2 separate regions of the Homo sapiens genome follow, and region 2 is linked to region 1. The links are chromatin loops, found by intact Hi-C in ENCODE. Cell type or tissue: heart right ventricle. All regions are shown on one strand.

What was found. Hi-C counts contacts between places; a loop is a spot of excess contacts. Peaks named below come from ENCODE experiments on the same cell type or tissue, not always from the same donor. Only the 100,000 strongest peaks of a DNase experiment are listed, where the experiment ranks them.
Region 2: a loop joins it to region 1, with 2.5 times the contacts of the local background. A loop is called at or near these places in 2 of 110 quality-filtered maps.

Annotation. Positions count from the first base shown.
Region 1 is chr7:32,058,035-32,066,034 of GRCh38, forward strand. All of the region lies in intron 1 of PDE1C (phosphodiesterase 1C), which reads right to left. Among named protein-coding and RNA genes, the nearest start is that of PDE1C, 8.4 kb to the right of the region's middle. In heart right ventricle, a CTCF peak has its summit at 4,311 (motif pointing left); a DNase peak (open chromatin) is centred at 4,313; H3K4me3 peaks cover 1,960 bases; H3K27ac peaks cover 4,914 bases.
Region 2 is chr7:31,831,103-31,839,102 of GRCh38, forward strand. PDE1C (phosphodiesterase 1C) reads right to left here. Exons shown (of 18, transcript NM_001191057.4): 10 at 6,768-6,869; 11 at 6,078-6,198. Among named protein-coding and RNA genes, the nearest start is that of PPP1R17, 150 kb to the left of the region's middle. In heart right ventricle, no CTCF peak of the experiment used is centred here; no DNase peak of the experiment used is centred here.

The sequences.
Region 1 (8,000 bases):
TTGAAAAACCAAAACTTGTGCTCTGTTTCTAAGTTGACAGAAAGATACCTCCCAGTTGGGCACAAGATTTCCTGGTATGGGAAGTTGAATATGCAACAACTGCATACACACAATGCAAATTCCAGTTCTGCCTTCAGTGTTCTCCAGGGTTTCTGGGTAACAATGACTCACTCTTCTCCAAGTCCTATCCTGTCTCCATTCTTTTCTCCAGAGACCACTACCACCGCCGACACACAGACCGCTTCGGAAAGCTTGGTTCTCAGCCCTCAGTTCTCTCAAGGGATAGGACATTGAAAGACAGGCTCAGATAAAAACAAAATGCACAGCAAGGCTCGTGTAGTTAACTACAGGTTCTCATGAGTACAGATCACATGTGTTTCACTCATGGGAAAGTGGACTGAGATAAAATGTCACAAATAACCATGAAATGAGTGAGGATCTGAACGATCATCTGATCCTCTGGTTTTGTTTTTCACTGGCATGCAGGGTACAGGTTGGAAAGAATTGGATATCTCTAGAAACTTCTAATGGATCTCTTACATCATTTGTATGAATTAATCTACGCGCTACTGAGAATGGAAAGTCTTTGTACATTTCTTCTCATTCCTATCAGTGATTTCATTTCCATGATGCATGTATTAAAAACTAACTTTGCAAAGCTATCCATTGCTTCCTGGCCTTTCCCATATTTTGAACAAGTAAATGCTAATGAGAAAAATATATACATAAACTGGTGGTCTCTTGACACCTTCCACAAGAATATTTAAGGGTGAGAAAGGAGATAATAGAGTAAGAGAATCTCCTGTCTTACTAGCTCGAATATTTAACTGATGAGCTACAAAATGAAATTCCATGTGCACAATGATTTCATTTTCCTGCCTGGCCAAAAGTCCAAAGCAAGACAACAACAACAACAAAAGATTATAAAATGGAAAAAAAAAAAACCTCATTTTTACCTTGAACAGCCCAATCATTAGGAAAGAAAAACTAACAAAAACAAAAATTCTAGGGAATTTATTAGCTAGGTTTTCTAGTAGAGAAAATTGTTCTACAGACTCATACTGTCATTGAATTATCTTAGAAAAGGAAGATCATATTCAGAGATAGCCAGCTCCCAAACATAGAGGACTCCAGTATGTTTAGCCAAAAGTGATGGATCAAATTCACATGAAGGAAGCCTTTGACAGTGTGGTTTGGGGGTGGGGATGGTGACCCTAAAGAATGGGAGAATGCAAATCTGAAGCAGAGATGTAAATAAGACAGTCAATTTTTTACTCTTTCTTAGGAGCAAGTGCATTTCTATCTAGTGCTGGCCAGGCAGTGGAAAGTAGAGAAACCTAGGAGAAGGTAACAAACTCCAAACTAAACAACCCCACAGGAAGCCCCACCTGGGGCTACACCAACTCACATGGCAGACCCAGGCTGCCCCAGTGCTCCTGTCCTCCCAAAGCAAGCCCCACTCTTCACTGATCTCCCTCCGCATCCCCTCGGCTGCCTGCAGACAGCTGGCCAGAAACAGAAATCAAATCTGCTGCTCATGCCTGCTTCTCTCATGAGCCTGGATTAAAAATTCCAGCACTTGGACTCCTATTTAAGAAGCCCTAAATGGGACCCCTCCCCAAAGAAAGCTGAACTCTTCCTTTGGAAGGCAAGATTTTTTTTTTAGCAAACCAAACACAATTTCCTTTCCTTCTAGCTAAAAGCCTTTTGCTCAAAGCTGGGCAATGAGCTAATCAGTGGCACCAAGGAAAAAACAGGGAAAGGTTTTGAGAGAAAGAAAATAGAAAGCAAATGTCATGCTTGTGGAAGCCCAAGTAGTACGTTTTTTGCATAACTGATTTAGTCCTCTATTCACGTATTTACAACCACTTGCTGTGTTATAAGTACTGCAAAACTGTGTGGGTGGGAATGGAAGCAATTTTTACGACCTTCTTCCTGGGAGCCCGTCTCCTGCTTAAATAAACATCAGTAAGAAAAGCTAAAAGCAAAACTATCTCTTAATATCTGTGACGGCACTGCCAAAGTAGATATAAATCCAAAGGATTAAGACAAAATCTCACTCTTCACAGATCTATCCCTGTAATTAGGGGAGGAGTAGGGTTTTTTCTAATTGAATTATTCACAGAGCTGTTTCAATTCTCTACTTTGTTTTTCCCCTTGTAGATTTAGCCAGAACAAAAACTGTAATCTTCTGCTGAATTTCACTTCAATGTCAGTCTAATTTTTCTAAGTCTTGCCTACCCACTCCTGCAGTGTTCCTTCCCTCTCCCCACTCTGTGCCCTTCCTCCCAACTCTTATCAAAACTGACTCCTGGCAGAAAGCAGCTGCTGGTCATTTACAATTCCAGGTGAATTTGAATCAGTGCCATGGCTCCTTGGGAGCATGAGTCCTTCCTATTTCATCCAAAATCCTATCTTGTAGTAGCATCATCTATGTAAGCCTCCCTAAACACACGCTCTATAAATCTCAACAATTTAAATATGGCAAAATGAGCCCATTGTCCAAAATACAGGGAAAAAAAGCGCCAACTAGCAGATGCATTTCTTGGGACCATTTTGAGCTCTTCTGTCAACTGAAATCAGATGAGCATTGGAAGCAAATTTTCCTGAGCTATAGTAGTTACCTTCACTGAAACTATGCCAAATCTCCCAGAAATTGGTGCTTTGAACGATTCTTTCATTTTTTTTTTAACAATGACTAATTTCAGTCAGTGATTTTATAGTCAGAATGGCAGTTCTGAAACAACATTTATGAGGCTTGATTTATGATAATTAATCCTTCTATTTCACTAATGAGCTAGGAAAGGCCTTATTTATGAAAGTGTTTAAATTCCTCACAGTTAGCAGACACGGTTTCCAGTGACACCCACATGGAATGGTATACTAAATGCAATAAACTTTTGTGGGTCATCCTTAGACAAAAGTCAGAGAGACAAATGAAAACAAGTGGCAGGATGTCAGTCGGAATTTGAACTACTCCTAAAACATCTGGAAGGAGCTTTCAAAGATTAATCTTTCACTTCCATATTTACTAGATGTATCTCTAGAGTGTAGGAAAAGTCTTGGTTATTTAAGCATTTTCTTTGGTTGGAATCTGGATAAACAACAGTTTAATGGTCTTTGGATATCCAATTGTGACTTTCAGACAAAATGCTCCATGCACTCTCATACTGATTGTCTAAATTATTGCTCTTCTGGTGGCCTTAAGGGAAAGGAAAGCTGTATTTTGGCAGAATATTGAATACCGGGTCCTTGCAATGGGTCCTTGGATTTGGGTAGAAATAGAAGGAAGGCCTTAAAGAGCAGAGAAAGGGCATGAATGGGCAGAGGTGGTACAGTGAGTGAGCGCTGTGGCCAGAACTGTGGACTGCTCCAGGAGACAAGGCCCAGCCATATCCATGGAGGCACCTCTGGAGCAGGCACAGGAGGCCAAGCCCCCTCAATGGAGCCTAAACTGCAGAAAGGCCTCTTGCCAGAGCCAGAGAGCCTCCACGCAGCCAAGCTTCACTTGGCCCTTCTGCAGTGGGCTAGGCTCCAGGCTTCAGGTCTCAGCCCCATGGCATGTGCCCTCTACCTCCCAGAAGGTCCGTGATGAGGGCTCATCCCATTTGGCTCCCTGGGTCATGGCCTCTTTCTGCCCTTGGAATACTGGGAATGACCATACTGGTTTCTGTCTCTGTTCCAAACCTATGTTTTGATGGGCATGATACCAAGTAGTCAATATAAGTTTCAAGTAAAGTTATGATTATTAGCTGGCCTAAGTAAATGCCAATATTTTGAACAAGTAAATGCCAATGAGAAAATATACATAAATTTTTGGTCTTCTGAAACCTTCCTTCAGACTATTTAGGGGTCACACTAAACTGTATTCTCTACTTACAAAATTTATAGATATATTAATTTGGCATCATTCAGATATACACAGAATTTTCCTGCTTACTTTGCTGGGCTGTAGATTATATCTCCAGACCTGTTTAATCTCCAGACTCACTTATCCAACTGCTCTTGCCTTCCCCATATCTCCCCTCATAGTCAGTATGTCCCACACTGAACTCATCCCATACTGAACTCTCTATCCCCCATTCATTCTGTTCCCACTCACGACAAGACCTGCAAACATGTTCCTCCCTTAGTGATCCTAATCTAAGAAAAAAGAACCTGGGGATTCAAGCCAAAACCCTGCGAGTTGACCTTAATTCCACTTTCTTCCTCATCCCCCATATCCAAGTCCTGTTGGATCTACCTCCTAAAAAGTTCTCACATCCATGCCTACTGATAATGGCTTCCCCTTGCTGAGGCCCCCTGGTGGATGAAGTCGGACCTGGCTCCTCTCCAGCTGTGTCTGGAGCCTTCGCCTCCTTCCAGTCTGCGCTGCAGCCACTTGGCCTTCTTTCATTTTCTCAGAGGGGCCATGCTCCTTCTTGTCTTTAGATCTTTACAGGTATAAACATCCCAGGCCTTAAATGCCTAGAATACGCTTCCCTAACTCTACTTAACTACAATTTACATAATCTTCATGTCTCAGCATGCGTCTCTTTTCCTCAGAGAAGCCTTCTCTGAATCCCGGACCAGGTTTGGGTCCTCTCTTCTATGTTTTCACAGCTCCCTGTGCTGGACTTCTTGCAGCACTCGTCACAGCAGGTAGTAATTTATGGAAGTATTGTTTAATATATTCCTCTACTGTAGGCTGAACATCCCCCGAGGGAGGGAGCCTTTGTCTTGTTTCCCACTAATTCCCTGGTGCTTAGCACAGCACCAGGCACATAGTAAGTGCCACAGAAATATTTGGTAAGTGAATGAATGACTGAATTTTCTGCATACAGATGTGTATTCCTTCAACTATATGAACAAAACTCATTACCTAAAATGATCAATTTTTATATCTTCTGGATGGAATGATTCTCTTTAGTTTTTTCATAATCTCACAAGCTAGGAACATCTAGCTTTGTCTTACGGTCATTAAGACTCATTTATTTTGTTTAATAACAGCTGTCAAGAGGACTCTGTATAAACAGTACAATAAAAGCCTGAAGAATACCAACACTTTACACGAATTCAGTATACTTCCTCCAGAAATAGAGTGTTGCATTTGTTGTAGAATTCATTTTTATTGCTAGTGGGAAACTCCGATGATGGTCATTCTCAAAGCTGTCCCAGTCTATTGTAATGTGCCTTATATTTGTTAAGTTGGTGCAAAAGTAATGCGGTTTTTGCCGCTAAAACTAACAGCAAAAACTGCAATTACTTTTGCATTAACCTAATAACAATTATTTCTTTTAGTTGTTTCTCAAAAATCCAGGAGATAGGTCCTATAAACACTTTTCTTCCATGTGGGGAAATGGAAACCAAGGAAAGTAGTCTTCCATGAGCCAAAGAAAATTAAAGATTGAAAACTAGAGATGGTAATGCAGAAACCTCTCTGCTGAGGGCTGCTTCCCAACTGACAGAGGAATGCTGTAAAGCTCAGTCAAGATATTAAGCACTTTGCTGCTAAATATTGAGTTGTAATTAACTAATACACTAGCATAACCAAATTACAATAATCAAGTGATGATGTACTAGTAAGCTGCATGAGTATTCAAGTAAAGAAAATTTCACTGTAAATGTGAGAATCTACTTCTTTTGATATTCACATTTTTCCCCTTTAATATACATTAAGAATGTATTTCAGAGAGATTTAACTTGATCTTTATTAAGAAAAGAAAGACTCGAAAACAATCCTTCAAACACAAATGTCTCCCTTCTCTGAATCCTAGCATGTAGCGTCCACATCACTTAGTCAGCAATTAATTATTGCCCTCTTTTTTGTTGTTGATTTTTAACCTTTTCACATGTATAAGACGTATCTTGTTTCCCTCAATATATTCTAAGTTTCCTGATGGTAAGGATTTTCTTCTGATATTTTCGTATCCCTTCTGAAGCTCCTAGCACCTAGTACATAATGGAAACCCAATAAAAATATGCTGAACGATCTGGCAATTCCAATTGAATGGGAGAGTAAAAGGACCAGTTAATACATTAAATATGTAATCTGGGGGAAACAAACAACAATTTTTTAAAGTATTCTCCTGGAATTGCTTTTCTGGTAAGATTCAGGTCAATGCCCTCTTCCCTGGGTCATCTCCTTGCAAGGATTTAATAATAAGAACCAAGATTCTCAGACCCACCACTCCAGGCCAAAGGTCTCTCCATGGCTCCATATTGCCATCACCAATAGCTACTTGAACATTCCAGAGGCTACCAATTTAACATATCTATACCCAAGTTTATCATTCTGCTTTATCCTAGCCTGCTCTTATCTCCATAGTCCCTAACGAGGCAAATAACACCAAATTCACTGAGACATCTAAGCTGAAAGAACTCAGAAGACAACAGCTCCTCTTTCTCTACTCTAAATCTATGTTCTGTCAATTCTCATTTCAAACATGCCCCCTGTTCTTTCATCTTCAGCAGCGCTACCCCAAATCAGGCATCTTCCCCAACTGGTCTCCAGGCCTCGAGTCGCATCTCCAATCTGTCCTCCACCCTTTTTCCAGAATTACAATCCTAAAATTCAAATCTAATTTTGTTACTCTCCAGCTTAACATCTTTTAACAATTTCTTATAACTGAAAGGATAAAACACAAACTTCTAAAAATATTATGTATCATAAAATATATATATATTTCTCTAGAAGATATGAAAGAACACCTAGAACACAGCACTTTTTTGTTGTATAGTAAAATGTGTTCAATTACTCACCTCCTCAAACTATGAGCATACATAATTTTGAGTAAAACAAAAAGTAAAATTTTTAAATGTCATGTATCACTACCCAGCCTCTGCCTTCCTTTCCAGCATCACCTCTCATGACTACACTTCTATCTGTCCCTCAGTACTGCACTAGATGAGCTGCAAGAGGACACCACACATTAAGCTTTTAAGGAAAGTAAGGCTCTTGGGAATTGATTAGTAGGAGAAGGTAATCCTGTTACCCAGACCAATTCAGGGGCCAACTACTTCTGACGGAACGGCGGTGGGGGGGGGGGGGAGGAGCCGGGGGCCAGTGAGGGGGAGGTGGTGAGATTTATCTCCAATAGCTCCATGTTGCATGACAGCAAACAGACCCAACCATACTCTCTCCTTAGGGAATTCTCAATGAGTGGTGAACATAGAGAAGGTTCACTAGAACACAAGCCATATCTCAGTTAAGTGCAAGCAGCTTTGCCAGTAGTCCCTAAGAACATCTCAGAAATCTCAACTAGTTTATTTTGGGCTGCCCGGAAGACTCCTTGTTTTTCTCTCATCTTTGTAAAAGGTTTCTTTGCATTTTTGCAAAAGGCTGACATCAATGAAAAGAGTCTAAGCAAGTTTCTTCCTTATGACTCTAATGAGTCTCCTAGAATGAATACACAATTCACTGTAGTCTGTAACACCTTCTCTGGCCCTCCCAGGTAGACGTAGCTTCCTTCGCATCCCCCTGGAACTATATTCATCACCTCCAGGTACTCATATCAGTCTCTGCCACTAGCCTTCAAATTGCTGAAAGTTAAGTAAGTATCTTACCTACTTTTGCAAACCCAGGGCTTAGCAAACTGACTGGCACCTAATAGACACTCAGTAAATGTTAATTGAGTAATCCCATGTTGCCTGAACACTAATTATATCATTTAAAAGTTCGGTTATATAGAAAGAAAACACAGAGAGGGCTTAAATAAGAAATTTAAAACCAAAGGTCCAGGCTTTGTTGCCTATGGCTTTTCTCCTCATCTTTGCTGTGTAGGTTGGAAGAGTCACTTAACTTCTCTGTACATCAATAGGGTATTAGTTAAGACTGTTTCAGAGAAACCAAATTCAAAACATCCTAAGCAAAAACAGAGTCTAACTAGCTCATGTAGCTGGGACAGCTGACAGAACTGGAGACACATCTACAGGAACTGGGACCTCCAGGAGCTGACCCAGGGATTCCCACTCCGTGTTTTCTGCTTCCTTTTGAGCACTAGCCTCACTGCCTCCTATCA
Region 2 (8,000 bases), 230 kb before region 1:
AATGAAGAAAAAGCAAATGTTTGGGAATGCAACAGAAGGATCAAGTTGAACAAAGCACAGCAATGTATATTCTTCTTTCCCAGGGGAGGAAGGCACAAATATAACATATGAGAAAGGCATTGTGATGTTGGATTTAAGATAGCATAGTAAAGTTTTAGCTCTTTCAGAAATTATCACCTCAAAAATAAGGAGAGTAAGAAACAGAAATGCAATCACACATCCTAGGAAAAATCTGTAATCTAAAATCAAAACTATATGAGAAAGGGCTGCCAAATGCTGTAAATATCAGAGAGGAATAAGGCAAGATGCCAAGAGGCTAGGCAGAGAATAGACATTGAATTGCAAGAGGCCCTACAAAAGTAAGGAAGTAAAGGCACACACACACACACATGCACGCACACACACACACACACACACGCACATACACACCGCTTCATAGGACCCTAATAATAAACCAAGGACAATTCTAGATAGCTTAGAATACTACTGCTCTGATTGCCCTGTGGTACAAATCTGCAAATAGTTGGTCTGAAAAGAACACATTTCACTCAAAGATTGTAAATAACAATAATAAAATAAAGTGAAGAAGAAAAGAGAGGAGGAGGAGAAGGGGCAGACGGAAGAGTAGAAGGAGGAGGACAAAGAGATGATGGAGAAGATGGAGGGGAAGAAGAAAAAGGTGAAGAAGAAGAAGAGGAAGGAAGAGATAAAAGAAAAAGAGCAAAGGGAGGAGAAGGAAGTATTATACCATCAGCAGCAGAAGCAGGAATAAAGAACTTCAAACAAACAACAGATGGGGAATACTCATCAGATAAATGGTGCCACTACTAACAGAAAGAAGCCCCTGAAATTGTTAAGAACAAGGGCTCAGGGGAATGAGACCTAGCAGAGCACAGGAAAGACATTGAAAAGGGAAGAAAACTAGAACTATCACATTAATGCAGATTGTGCTGGAAGCAGCTCAAAGGAGAACTGAATTGATAAAAATAAAAAGGCCAGTGAAGGCACTATAAACAAAAAGAGAAACAATAAAACAATCTGATAATTTCATAGAGAACAAAGGAAAAAACTCACCAACACGTGTAATAAATAAAAATGGGAAAAATACTATAGACACGGATTAAATTAAAAGAATTGTAAGAGATGTTTGCAAAATATAAAATTGTACAACAATACAAAGAAAATGAACCTCACAGTTTTTCCAACATGACATATTTACCAACGAGGTGAACTTATACTTCTTTAAAGTCAATATTTCATCAAAAAGTACCCTGAGGCAGTGGCTCGGATTTTGTAAATTATGGTTATAAAACTGAAGATGTAACTTACTCTCTTAGTAACCATGGAATGTGTGGTCCATCAGCACTGAGACTATGCCCTTATTTTAAAATGTAACCCAACTTTCCAAATGTAATTTTTAAAAACACTCTATAGTGCCATTGAGATTTCCCATTTGAATTGTCCAATTTAAAAATCTATAGTTAAGAACTGAGGCAGCATTTCTCTTACATGTGTTACTTACTATAGCTTATGGCATCTAGGTTAAAATATTAAGTCAATAAAAATAATTTACTGAATTTTAATTACTAAAAAATAGTTCCAGTCCAATGAGTTAACAGTCCCTTCCCAACAGGCAAGAAATTCAATATGGTTATTTTCATATTGCCTCTAGCACATTTTTATTCGAGTATATGTATGTGCAAACAAGTTTTCCTTTACGAGGAAAAAATGTTCATATGTTTAAGTAATTCATTTTTACTTTCTCATAATTAGAAAAAGAATCACTTTAATACCTCAAACTATATGAGTTAGCTATTATCTATCCTTTCGCCATGGACCAAATACTCCTAGCTGTAGAGGGTTTGTTATGGTTTGGCTGTGTTCTCCCACCCCAAATCTCATCTTAAATTGTAGCTCCTATAATTCCCATGTGTTGTGGAAGGGAGCCCGTGGGAGATAATTGAATAATGGGGGCAGTTTCCTCCATACTGTTTTCATGATAGTGAATAAGTCTCATGAGATCTGATGGTTTTACAAGGGGAAACCCCTTTCACTTGGTTCTCATGCTGTCTCTTTGCTGGCTGCCATGTAAGACATCCCTTTGTTTTTCCTTTGTCTTCCACCACAGTTGTGAGGCTTCCTCAGCCCTGTGGAACTGTGAGTCAATTAAACTTCTTTCCTTTATAAATTACCCAGTCTTGGGTATTCTTTATCAGCAGCGTGAAAATGAACTAATACAGTAAATTGGTACTGGTAGAGTGTGGCTCTGCTATAAAGATACCTGATATGTGGAAGCGACTTTAGAAGTGGGTAACAGGCAGAGGTTGGAACAGTTTGGAGAGCTCAGAAGAAGATAAGAAAATGTGGGAAATTTTGGAACTTCCTAGAGACTTGTTGAATGTCTTTGAACAAAATGTTGATAATATGGACAATGACATCCAGGCTGAGGTGGTCTCAGTGGAGACGAGGAACTAGTTGGGAACTGGAGTAAAAATGATTCTTGCTGTGTTTTAGCAAAGAGACTGGCAGCATTTTACCCCTGCCCTAGAGATCTGTGGAACTTTGAACTTGAGGGAAATGACTTAGGGTATCTGGCGGAAACAATTTCTAAACAGGAAAACATTCAAGAGGTAACTTGGGTGCTGTTAAAAGCATTCGGTTTTAAAAGGGAAACGACACATAAAAGTTCAGAAAATTTGCAGCCTGATGATGCAATAGAAAAGAAAAACCCATTTTCTGAGGAGAAATTCCAGCCTGCTGCACAAATTTGCAGAAGTAACAAGGAGCCAAGACAATGGGGAAAATGTCACACATCACAGACCAAGAGGCCTAGGAGGAAAAGATGGTTTTGTGGGCTGGGCCCAGGGTCCCCCTGCTGTGTGCAGCCTAGGGACTTGGTGCCCTGCATCCCAGATGCTCTAGTCATGGCTAAAAGGGGCTAGGTACAGCTCAGGCCATGGCTTCAGAAGGTGCAAGCCTCAAGCCTTGGAGATTTCTGCATGGTGTTGAGCCTGCAGGTGCACAGAAGTCAAGAATTGAGGTTTGGGAACCTCCGCCTAGATTTCAGAGGATGTATGAAACCACCTGGATGTCCAGGCAGAAATTTGCTGCAGGGGCAGGGCCTTCATGGATAACCTCTGCTATGGTAGTGTGGAAGCAAAATGTGGAGTTGAAACCCCCACACAGAGTCCCTACTAGGGCACTGCCTAGTGGAGCTGTGAGAAGAGGGCCACTGTTCTCCAGATCCCAGAATGGTAGGTCCACTGACAACTTGCACCATGTGCCTGGAAAAGCAGCAGATGCTCACTGTCAGCCCAGGAAAGCAGTCAGGAGGGAGGCTGCACCTGGAAAAGCCACAGGGACAGAGCTGCCCAAGACCATGAGAACCCATCTCTTGCATCAGCATGACCTGGATGTGAGACATAGAGTCAAAAGGAGATCATTTTGGAGCTTTAAGATTTGACTGCCATGCTGGATTTTGGACTTGCATAGGCCCTGTAACCCCTTTGTTTGCCCAATTTCTCCCATTTGAAATGGCTGTATTTACCCAATGCCTGTACCCCCATTGTATCTAGGATGTAACTAACTTGCTTTTGATTTTACAGACTCATAGGTGGAAGGAACTTGCCTTGTCTCAGATGAGACTTCGAACTGTGGACTTTTGAGTTAATGCAGAAATGAGTTAAGACTTTGGGGGACTGTTGGGAAGGTATGATTGGTTTTGAAATGTTAGAATACGAGATTTGGGAGGGGTCAGGGTGGAATGACATGGTTTGGCTGTGTCCCTACCCAAATCTCATCTTAAATTGTAGCTCCCATAATTCCCACATGTTGTGGGATGAACCTGGTGAGAGATAACTGAATCCTGGGTGCGGTTTCCCCCATACTGTTCTCGTGGTAGCAAATAAGTCTCATGAGATCTGATGGTTTTATAATGGAAAAATCCCTTTCACTTGGTCCTCATTCTCTCTCTTTGCTGGCCACCGTGCAAGACATCTCTTTACTCTTCTGCCATGACTGTGAGGCCTCCCCAGCTATGTGGAGCTGTGAGTCAATTAAACCTCTTCCCTTTATAAATTACCCAGTCTTGAGTATGTCTTTATTTGCAGCATGAGAACAGACTAGTACAGGGTGATATTGCAAAAGTATTATCAAAGAAAGCATATGACAGGGGGAGTGGAGATTTGGAGAACATCCTCCTACTACTATTAGAAAAACAGCCTTTGGAAAAATAGCTCAAAAGAAGCTCTTGGTGAAGGATGATTTTGCGGAGTCACCTGTATAGTTCTAGTTCCCCCCACACCATGGAGTCCCCTTTGAGAATTACTCTGAGAGGGTGAGCAATGACTCTGCAAAGAGAATTAACCATAAACTAAATAGGGTACCTGTTGACATACACATATAATAGCTGGGGGGTGCTGCGGTGTGTGTGTGTGTGTGTGTGTGTGTGTGTGCGTGCATGTGCACCATAGACAGAGTGAAGGAAATGCCTTGCATTTCCTAACAAAAGGGTCTTAAGAAAACATCTCGTCCAACCTTATCCTAAATCCTTCCCTCCCCCCGCTCCCCCAACATAAATCACAGATAAGACCATAGGGAATTAGAGAAGCAATTTGATTAGACTCAGGCCATAAATCAGTGGAAATAAACTCCAATAAAGGGTCTTCTGGCATTTGTTTAATGTGCTGTTAACTCTAGCCCTACTTCATTACTAGATAGTTTCAGAAGGAAAACACACACACACAGGCACACACACACACAGGTGCCTTCTACAATTTCTGCATTCAGACTTGAAATCTAAGAGTAAGAATTATCACAATCTAAATTTATTCAGAAAACTAAATAAATAGCAAAAGAGCCCATCTCTTGTCAGTTTGCGGGACGAAGTTGTGACTTGTGTTATTAAGCAGTGTTTTATGGAATCAGAAGTCTCTGAATCCATGCTGTTGAATCTCTTTTCTTGAATTAGCAAGAATTAACTGAATTAGCTGTATTAACTTGAATTTATTATAATTTAGGTCACCAAATCTATGTATCATGTCTTCAATCTCAGGCCCGCATGTCTGGATGCAGATGTTTGAATGGCAGCACCTCTAGAGATAAGGTTAGCACATGTGCCTGAGTTGGAAAGACTTCGGTCTTGGTGCTATGCATTTATTTCCCTATTTCTCTAGTTCCATGCAATTTTAAAATTTGTTTTTAAACAATTTATAATAATTAAAGATCCTGCCTGTTCTTTTTTTCTTTTTCTGAGACAGAGTCTCGCGCTGTCGCCAGGCTGGAGTACGGCAGTGCGATCTCGGCTAACTGCAACCTCCATCTCCTGGGTTCAAGCGATTCTCCTGCCTCAGCCTCTCAAGTAGCTGGGATTACAGGCACCCACCACCACGCCCGGCTAATTTTTGTATTTTTAGTAGAGATGGGGTTTCACCATCTTGGCCAGGATGGTCTCAATCTCCTGACCTCATGATCCACCCGCCTTGGCCTCCCAAAGTGCTGCAATTACAGGCATGAGCCACTGCACCAGACCGATCCTGCCTATTCTTATAGACAACACAACTCTGGAACTTAGGATGGAGTGAAGTTTAAATACAACTGGAATGGCAGTTTCTAGTGATTTCCTGACCCCAAATTGCCACATCTGGTTTGGAATTTTGCGTCTTGGACTTGTCCATTAGAAAGAAACAACCCAACCAATTATAATAGAGACATGAGTTCAAGATTAACATCTTAATCCCATAGGGTGATGCCAAAGTAACTGTCATTTTGTCGAGCCACTAGAAAAAAAAAGTAAAAGAACCCCTCAAATGACATTTTGACAAAAGACTGCTACAAGGAAATACTTTTTTTCCCCCAAACAGAAATGCATAGGATAAAAATACCATAATGTCCTAAAAAGCAGTATTTAGGTAAGATTCAAATATCACATGACCAAGAGGCAAAATAATCTGTGGAGCCCCCCTCCCCTCTCCAAAATTACTGTAATCTCAATAGTCCTTATCCTAGCATTGCTGAGATATAAAATTCATAAAATATCCAATGATGACAGTCCTGATGGAGAGAGAGCAACAAGGTACCTGTCTGAAGAACTCCTCCAGGAGTGACATTGTCCAGCGATGATGGAGGTCCCATGCTTTTGCTGGATGGCTAATATCTGCTGTATGCAGCATAAGGGATAAGGCTTTTGGCTTTTCAATGCTGTAAACCAAAAGCACCCAAACACATGATAACCACACTCTTCAGAACCTCAGTAAGAGTTTTTTAAAAATCATTAAGTTTTTAATCTCTTTTGTTCTTCCATCTCAAACCCCACTTCAGCTAAATTGAGGAAAAGACATCATTTCATCCTACAACTGGGATACTCATTAACTTGGTCTCCATATTTACGGAATTGGACTCTCTGGACTCAAATCCATTTCTGGAATGACTGCATCCTTCAAAAAGAGAGCAAGAATCCAAGAGTCACTGACTTTTATTGGTTGCTTCTGCATTGGGGATCTCTGATAATTTAGTTTCCCACAGGGAATTATTTTTAATTCTCACTGGGGACAACTGATGCTGCCTCTATTATTTCTTTCAACCCTGATGAGAACATACCTTATTGTGGTAGGTACAACTTTTATGCTTTCTCCTTCAAACATAATCATTGCATAAGAACACTCTATAAAGTTGTGTTAAAGGAGATGCTCTTTAAAGGGATAGCCACATAGACGAGGACCCATTCAAACACCTATACAAACAAAAACACAAGCCACAAGCACACTTACGCTTCTGGCTGCTGCAGAGCAGTCTTCATTGCTTTGATTTGTTGGAAGTGACAAGACATATCTGTGGCCATCACCATTTCAATTACCAAGGTTCGAAACTCCCTTTTAGAGACAACCATGGAGAAAAAAGGATGGAAGTCAAAAATGGAAAGTAAAAATCAGTGTTTTTTTTTTGCCACTGCTAATGAAAATCAGTCAACGATTTCTGACATTTCTAATCTAATTTGGGTCTTTAAGGTGAGCTTTTCAAATAAGGAATAAATGAAAGCTAAGTATTAAGAAAATCATTTATTAGGAATATGATACATGGAATACACATATCATTTGGAAAATTAACTCACAGGAAAAAATTCAATGAAACTGAAAATTGTATTAAAATGCTCTTTTCTCCAAATGAATTCAGAGTTTTAAGAAAGAATTAACTTGAAAATAATCCTTGGAGGTAAATTAATCATCCGTATTTCACATTGGATACAGGTATTCCATCTTTTTAAAAATAGCTTGATTTTTAATAGAGTTTTAGGTTGACAGAAAAATTGAGCTTATAGTATAGCTAGTTCTCATGTTACCTCACTTCCAGCACAGTTTTCTTATTTTTAAAGTCTTGTGTTAATGTGGTGCATTTGTTACAACTAGTGAATCAATATTGATACATTATGTTAACTACAGTCCATAGTTTACATTAAGGTTCACTGGGCATGCTGTACAGTTCTACCAGTTTTGACAAATGCATAATGCCATGTATCCACCATCACAATATCCATACAGAATAGATTCAGCACCCTAAAATCCCCTGTGCTCCTTCGATTCACCCCTCTCTTTTTTCCCTCAACCCCTGCCAATCACTGATCTTTTTACTGCCTCTAACGACTTTATTGAGGTATAATTTACATAGAATAAACTGCTTACAATTTACATAAATTGCAGAATGTAATGAGTTTAACAGTTGAGTAAGTTTTTGAAAATACCACTGTAATCATGATACCAAATACTTCCATCATCCTCAAACCTAGCCCCAGGCAAAGTTTGATCTGGCTTATGTCTATCTAAAATAGTTTGAATTTTCTAGTTTTATACATGTGTACATAAAGTATACACATATATATTTAGTATATATTTCAAATATTTAATATATATTATAGATTTCAATATTTATATATTATATACACATATATTTCATACATATATACATATTTATTATATACATACATGTAGACATACATAGATACACAT